Regions from separate parts of the Homo sapiens genome. Here region 1 is linked to region 2. The links are chromatin contacts, found by Hi-C in ENCODE. All regions are on one chromosome and are shown on one strand. The core of a region is the stretch at or near the end of the contact, and the rest is flanking DNA. Distances in the headings are between cores, read along the strand shown.

Evidence for each region. A loop is a pair of places that touch in the nucleus more often than their neighbours do. Pooled maps may share reads with other maps.
Region 1: a loop to region 2 is called in a map with no recorded cell type, with 15 times the contacts of the local background. The contact joins two enhancer-like sites. A Hi-C loop is called at or near these places in 2 of 37 single-sample maps with no recorded cell type and 2 of 50 pooled maps.

What each region holds. Positions count from the first base shown.
Region 1 is chr7:47,937,551-47,941,381 of GRCh38, reverse strand. It overlaps PKD1L1 (polycystin 1 like 1, transient receptor potential channel interacting), which reads left to right. Exons shown (of 57, transcript NM_138295.5): 3 at 1,065-1,189. Among named protein-coding and RNA genes, the nearest start is that of PKD1L1, 9.0 kb to the left of the region's middle. RefSeq lists enhancers at 1-177, 1-193, 3,037-3,206, 3,657-3,736. Within about 2 kb of position 2,446, at least 4 of the 41 ENCODE cell types and tissues checked have a DNase peak (open chromatin) inside an H3K27ac peak, as active enhancers do.
Region 2 is chr7:44,460,116-44,464,237 of GRCh38, reverse strand. All of the region lies in intron 2 of NUDCD3 (NudC domain containing 3), which reads left to right. Among named protein-coding and RNA genes, the nearest start is that of NUDCD3, 28 kb to the left of the region's middle. Within about 2 kb of position 2,742, at least 2 of the 41 ENCODE cell types and tissues checked have a DNase peak (open chromatin) inside an H3K27ac peak, as active enhancers do.

The DNA of each region.
Region 1 (3,831 bases), core at 1,197-3,696, 3.5 Mb before region 2:
CCCCTGTGAGGATGGCCCAGCCCTGGCCTGGAGCTCCTGGAGAACCTGCTGCTCTCGGCGGCCTGCAGGCCTTTGGGTTCCTTTTAGCCTGAGCAAAGCTGGCCAGAATAACAGACTGGGGTTAAGAGAGCCCAGGCAGAAACAGGTTTCCTTACAGGGACTCGGGTCTGACAGAAAAGCAGCAGGGTGCTCCAGTCCCCTCTTCACCCGCCACCCCCACTTCCTTCCCCTCCTACCTGGGGATGAGAGGGGTGGGGGCTTCAGGGAAAGCAGCTCTTGCACCCAAGGCAGTCGCCTGGCTTCTTGCTGAGAGTGGCTCTGTGCAGGGCCAGGTCTAGCAGAAATATTTTCTTTTAACTTTTATTATGGACATTTTCAAACATCTGCATGAGTAGAGAGAATGGCATCACAAACACTCAAGGACCTGTCATCGCTGGCAACAGTTGTCAGCTGTGCGCAGATCCTATTCCAGATGCTCTCACAGACATGGGATGTGGCAGGGCCCTCAGCCTCCCAGCCGGGTGGACACTGGCTCCGCTCACTGCCCGGCCTTCAGCCCTCAGAGATGGGAGGAGTGAACGTCAGCCAGGTCCGTGCTACCATCAGGGCCAGATTGCCTGGGTGGGAACATCCTGCTTATAAACTTTGGAGTGTCTTTAATGGTCTTCCTGTTTGTCCAACAGCTCCCCAACCACTCCTTCCGACTGTGGTGTTGCCCCCTCTACTACACACCCCTGAGCAGGACCTTTGACCCTCATTATTTTATGACCAGACCACTGGGTGTTTCTGGAACAGGCATTCATTATCAGCGTGGCTGGTGGTTGTGCGTTTCCTCATATTGCTTAGTGTGGGCTACACCTAAGACATTGTTTAAGCAAGGAAATAGAAAGAAAACACACACAGCAGGACACGGCAGCCCAAGGACACGCATCTTCATGATCAGCCCGTTGTTAGGCCCAGGTGGCTTTGACCTTATGTATAACTTAGGGCTTCTCCAGCTTTATGTTCTCACCTTCCCAGCACATTGCAGTCTTCAGAATGTTTGCTTTTTTTTTTTTCTCTAGAGGTCTATGCTAATCATGTGCTTCTTATGAGTGATGGGAAGTGTGGCTGTCCTTGGTGTGCTCTGAATGGAAAGGCAGAAGACCGGGAATCACAGAGCCCATCCTCATCAGCTTCCAGGCAGAAGGTATTCCTGGATCTGGGGAAATTAGGCTTTTCTTCCTGAATACAGTACATGTACAGTACAGCTAAAAAGCACCTCCATGTTTCATCAGGAATTCATCAGGGATTGTTTTCCTATCATGTGTGTTTGTGCCAATGAAGCAAGTGTGACTTATAAAGCCTTAATTCAGCTCCAGAGCATAGTTCCACATATAAGAAGTGCAGGCAGGGCTAGCCCAGCCCAGAGGAGTAGGGGATAGCCCTCAGATGGGGAGTGAGGGGTAGCCCTCAGGTGGGGAGTGGGGGCTGCCCTGCAGGTGGGGAGTAGGGGCTGCCTCCCAGGTGGGAAGTAGGAGGGTAGCCCTCAGGTGGGGAGTGGGGGCTGCCCCTCAAGCGGGGAGTGGGGGCTATCCCCGGGGTGGGGAGTGGGTGCTGTCCCCCAGGTGGGGAGTGGGAGCTGCCCCGAGATGGCTCCAGCACAGACAAGGCTTCCAGCAGCCAAAGCACTGAAACCCTGCTTAACTTGCGCAGTGTGGGGAGCTCGTTGAAGACCCCTATTAATTAAGACTGGGCTACCTGGATGTTTGTGAATTCCCTTGCATCTGTTTATCAGAGTAGCTAACAGGGCTTGGGTCTGAAGGCCTGGGCAATGCCCTGGAGATGGAGGAGAAGCGTGAGAGGAGTGACTCTCACATCTGTGGGTGGGGTCCGAGAGAAGAGTGAAAACTTCTGAGTGAGACATGCTTTTCACCCAGAATAAGCATTGGTTCCAAAGGGACATGCACAGACAGCCCAGAGTTGTGCGTTTCTAGTTCAAATTTAAAGAAGCCAGTTCTCTTTGAAGCTCCCAGAACCTCTGCTGTCCTTGGCAAAGACTCTCCTGCAGTTCATTTTTCAGTATTCCTCATGCAGAGCAGCGTTATTAAACCACCCCCTCCGTAGCACATCCATCTGAGTTTATATTGAAATGAATTTGATCTCAACCCACAGTGTTTGTGTTTGGGAGCTTTTCTCTGCTCTGCCATCACTTTTGTCAGCGAAAGTTCAAGGAGGCATTTTTAGGTTCCCAAGGAAGGATATTTAGTAAGATGAGCGTCTGATGGTTCTGAGAACAGGAGGTTGGGGAGAGGTGTTTTAGAGGGGAGGTGATATTACCTGCGTTTCTCACATTACACAATGTAAATAGCCACATACAGTGACTTCCTTAGGCTTTTAGTGCCCTCACCTCCAAACACAAGGGGGCAAACAGACCTCATGCTTCTTGAACACTTGGTGCAGATCTGCTATGCAGAATCACCTAGGGAGCTTAAAAGTCAAAGAAACCAAACAAAACCATGCACAAGCCCTGCCTCTGAAGATTCTAACAGACATGCTGTGGCGTGGCTCAGGGTGATGGTGCTTCAACCCCACCCCACCCAGGTGACTCCAAGGTTCAGCCACCTGGGACCTCAGCTTTGGGCATAGATCGATGCCTTTAGGATTTGACCATCATGTCCCAAAGGGCTTGGTCCTGGTGAAATGTGCAATCAGGGGGCTCTCTGGTTTTGGTTGACTGGGAGACCCATTTCCAAGCTGCATTCTGGCCGCTCTGCTCTCTACAGCCCCAGTGGGCTCAGGCGAAGGTCACACAGGGCCATACACCAGCTCCTGGACGTGCTGGGCAGTTTGCTGATTGGGCATAGTTATAGGATAGTGTCTTGCAAAGCCCTGTGTCTCCCATGCTGCTCACTAGCACCATGCCTTTTAGGGGTTGTAGGTACATGCAGCTGTCTCAGCCCCTGGGTTTCACATCCTCAGGAAACTGCCAGGATCTACCCAGGTCCTGCTCTGGGAGGCCACAGAGGGGTTCCCTGTTCTCGTCACAGAAGAGGGGCAGGTGCCAGGCGTATGCACTCAGGCACGAGCTGGCATCTTTCAGCTCCCACTCTGGCCTTCTTGACACCTTCCTGTGTTGTTCTCCTGAAAGATGAAGCACCTGATGTCCTGTAGTTACAAATCTGTAAAAGGCCCACAGCACAGGGAGCGCACATCCCAGGGAGGGGCTGGGCCGTTGGTTAACCTATACTAACTTCTTAACTGGCTGGAACTACTTCTGGTAACAGCTCTCTCAAGAGCCAGAGTGAGGCCCTGGGCCCTCAGTCTGAGGGATGGTGGCTGCTTTTTGTAATCATGTCCACAGTGGGGCGTTGTCTCTGGACAGGCGTCCTGTGTAGGAAACAAGGTGGCCAGCTTCCCGTAGGCCAAAAGTGTCCCCCCTCCTCCTGTGCCGTGGGCACCTCCCTGCTTTCCTGGTGCCACCAGGATTGAGATTTTGTCACAAGGAGAGCTGCACAGGTCAATGCAAGGTCAACAGAGGCCTCATGACCAAGATGGGCTCCCAGCACCCCTCACCTGCCCTCCAATGCCCCCACCCCACCTAAGCTCTCAGTGTGCACAGGCCGAGCAAGCCCAGTGGCATTGTCTCTGAGTTCTCTCTTGGGCTCCATCTCACTTCCAGTCCAGCAGCCAGCCCGGCCACCCCATAGCCTCAGAGGTGTTCACCCTCTGCCTTCACTCCACAATCAAGACCTGCCATCCTCATAGCCCTCTGAGTGGATCCCCTGCTGCCACTCCTGCCTGCCAGGCTCTCTTCAGTACCGCAACCACACTGTTGCTTCTGTGCATTGG
Region 2 (4,122 bases), core at 1,493-3,992:
TCTTTTTCTTTTTTTTTTTTTTTTGAGATGGGGTCTTGCTCTTTAACCCAGGCTGGAGTGCAGTGGCATGATCTTGGCTCACTGCAACCTCTTCCTCTCGGGTTCAAGCAATTCTCCTGTCTCAGCCTCCCAAGTAGCTGGGACTACAGGCGTGCACCACCACGCCTGGCTAATTTTTGTATTTTTAGTAGAGACGGGGTTTCACCATATTGGTCAGGCTGGTCTCGAACTCCTAACCTCAGATGATCCACCTGCCGCAGCCTCCCAAAGTGCTGGGATCACAGGCGTGAGCCACTGTGCCCGGCCAGGAAATGATTCTTTTGGTCCCTCATACTGCTTGTGAAGTTGTAGAAGTACTAAATTCCCATTTCATCCAGAAAATATATTTCTTTGAAAATGTCCGTTGATTTTTTTTTTATTTAGTAAAAATACATTCCTTTTGTAAATAGATAAAACTCAAGACCCCTTTGATCATCCCTCAAGCCCAGTATTCTCCCAGAGATAACAATTGTTCTTGGGCTCACCTTTTATTTATTTATTTTAATTTAGTGATTCCAGTTTTTAATGTTTAAGATTGCTGGTTGATTCTTATGAGTGTAATATCCTCTCACACCACTTGGAGGCTGTTGATTGTGCCTGTTTTTAAGTCTTGTGTCTTTACTAACTCTGTGTTCTGCAGCATCACTTCTTTAGGTGTAGAATTTGTTGCCCTTTTCTCAGGGTTTGGGGATACTCAGCTGTGTATTAACTTTTAAATTTGAGGTTCCTGTTAGCCTGTCTGGATGCTGCATCAGTTTTCCAAAGTTGGTCTCTAGACATTGTTGGTGGCTTGGCTGGGCATGGACTATGTCAGCTGCTAGTTCTCAGGGATGGCAGGCTCCGTGCCCTCTGTGGGTGTCACCAGCTTGTCCTCCCAAACCAAGTGTCCAACTCTCCTTCTCTCTGGGTTCAATGCCACTTAGGTTCAAGTGAGTGGAGTTACATATGTGTTTTTGGGGAGGGGCAGGAGGTCATTCCATTGTTATACCCTAACCACATTGTCCCTTGATACTCACAAAGACAAACTAGAGCGGGCTAGGGTTTCTGGGCATCTCTGCCTCCTGACCCTATCGGGGTCAAGACACACCCAGGCTGCATGTGTAGCCTTCGCTTAGTGTCATATATTCAGTGCCAGCAGCTATCTCATGAGGGCCATGGGCACTCATACAATGCAAAAGATACTATAAATCTTTTGTATCTTTGTGTATACACACACACACACACACACACACACACACACACACACACACACAGCCTGGTTGTGTCTTGATTGGTAACCCAGAATACACAGGCAGTGTTGCTTTGGTGATGAGTATTTTCAAAAAGGCAATTACATTTTAGTAAAGGCCAGAATCAGACATGTTGTATTCCTGGAAAATTCATGATATAATAAAAGCATGCAAAAAATTATTTGGGTTTTTATCTAAAATTGAGTTAGGTTACAGGCTCAGAAGAATGTTAAACAGCTTCTGTCTACCTGCATGTCTAATGGGATGTGTGAAGGTAATGCAGGGCAGGGGACAGTGCCCATTGACTGCCCCAAGGACACCTAACGCTGCCCACACACTCCCAAACTCCCAGGAGGCAGGGCCTACCCTCCCTTTGAGAGCTGCTGATCAAGTAGGAGTTTTCTGTTTTCATTCATATTTGAAAAGTTGGAATAATCTGCTTTATGATGTCTTTATTCCCTGAAAAGTTAAGCTAATAATATTGGTCAGTGTTTTCCTATTTAGGAACATTTTCTGAACATGTGGTCATTAGGGGATTTTAGAGTATAAGTTATGTATCTGTTAATTTTTTCTGGGTAATTATGTGGTTGAGATGCTAGTGGCACACATTATGGTTACATTTGTTCAGTAACTGTAACTCGAGCCCTGGAAATTAGGCTTCTATAAAATTTCATAGCAATTCATGAAATGTTGTTTGTAAGCAAAATGTACCCAGCTCCTTGACTAAAGTTACCTTAAATATTCTTAAAGATAGAGAGGTAATACGCATTTCTTTTTCTCTTTCTGTATGTGTGTATATATGAGAGAGAGAGAGAGAGTGTGTGTGTACATGTCCCTGATAATTCCTATCTCAGAGCAGTGGAAGTCCTCTGAGTTTGATAATATGCTTTGCATGTGCTATATTTGTGGACTGCCTCAGAACATCTCTTGGGGAGACTACCTGGGTTCAGGGACCACCTGCCTATGCACCTGAATCATGTGAGCCCTGATTTTATTTACCACGGAGCCAGGCACTTGAACACTGTCCCATCCCAACTGTGTCCATCCCAACTGTGGACAGCTTTTACACGGTCCACCTCCTTGCCTTCCAGGACCCCTTCCTCCCTTCTCCTTGGCTTCTGTGGCCCTGCACCCATGAAGGCCAGCACAGGCACCACCTTCTCTAGGAAGCATTTCTGGCATTTGAGAAAATGAGCTTTCACACAGTCTGGGTTAGGGCCCGGATCCCAAACTTTCTGTTTCTTTGTTTCCTCCCCCTTTCAACCATTATGGCTGAGGTGTGGCCATTCTGCATGTCACATGGCTGGTGAAAGACTCCTTTCTCTCTCTCTTTGGTGCTTCTTCAAAGGCTCCTTCACTTTCAATGGTATAGGTCAGATTGTACCATGTGTCTGCGGCTGACTCAATCATGGTAGCTTTTCTGTCCTTCCCATAGCATCCCTAACAGGCAGGAAATGATTTAGTCTTTATGAGTGTGCCTCCCCCCACAGGGAGACAGCCTTTTCCTGTTGCAGATCACACTGATTTTAAGAGAAGACTTCTCTTCATATGCAGCTTGCCCTTCTATCCTCCCATCCCATGTATATGTGGCATACCTTCTATGATGTTTCAGGCTCTGTTCTAGCAGTCAGACATATAGAGTGGGAGATGCTCAAGGGGCTCACAGTTTAGGGGGAGCTTGGACAAACTGTTGCAATCCCATGTGATGAATGCAGAGGAAGGGTCCAGACCCATTTTCTGGAATGTCAGAAATACTTCCTGGAGAAGGTGATGCCTGTGCTGGCCTTCATGGGTGCAGGGCCGAAGAAGCCAGGAGAAGGGAGGAAGGGATTCCTGGAAGGCAAGGAGATAGAAGAAAGCATTTGAGTTGTGTCCAGAGAATCCCCTTGGGAGGGGTATAGTCTTGAAGGAGCGTTTTGAGATAAGCAGAGTTGAACCCGTCGGGTTTTTAGGCCTGTTGTCTAGGACTACCTAGGATATGTGGTAGGAGAAAAGAATTATCACACCGTTCAAATACATTTTTAAAAATAATGAAAGATTTTCCAATGGAGGAAAACTAAAATCCTTTAATGCAGATTTTGCAAAAAAGCGTTTTTGCCAAGTGTTGACTAGTGTAGAGTTAATTCATTTGGAGTAATGTTTTATAGTATTTGTGAAATTTAGTATAGGTTAGAGTTAGTACTGGATCCAGGGTTTAAACTTTTGTTTTCTCTTTCTTTCCCCCCAAATTAAAGCATCCTATCCTTTTCATCTTAATTTCATTCATATCTTCATATTACGTTTTTGAGATAGCTGTTTATTTTTTTGAGGGGGAAATAGTGACATAAATAGGTTTAGAACCTCAGGTGGCTTAAAACCCCAGATGTAGTCAGTGGTAAATTTTTTTTTTCTTGGTTAGTCTAGTTTTGGTGTTGGTAAGTATTATATATGCTGGTGGGTTTTTAAAAAGGGCACGTGGTAGAGTCTGGCATACTATTTGGAGTCTTGTGGTAGCTGCCCACTTCCTGCTAATGCAGTAGAGCATGTTCATAATGGCCTTATATGCTTTCCTTCCTAGGGCAGGCCGTACTTAGTCATACCAGGTAAGAAATATGTTTTAAAATTTTAGTTAAACAGTTATGATGATAGCTTATAGTTTACTTTGCATTTCTTTATTTATAGAAAGATTACATTTTCTACACAGTGATTTACTGTTGTTATTTCCTACTTTGTTAACTCATTAACTCCACTTACTCATTGATGGGAGTCTGGATATTATCCTTCTGTAGTTTTACAAATCCTCACATTTTCTTATTCACTGCTTTTCTTCTATCAGTTGATTCACTGAATTTAGTGTGGGGATTTTACCACATCG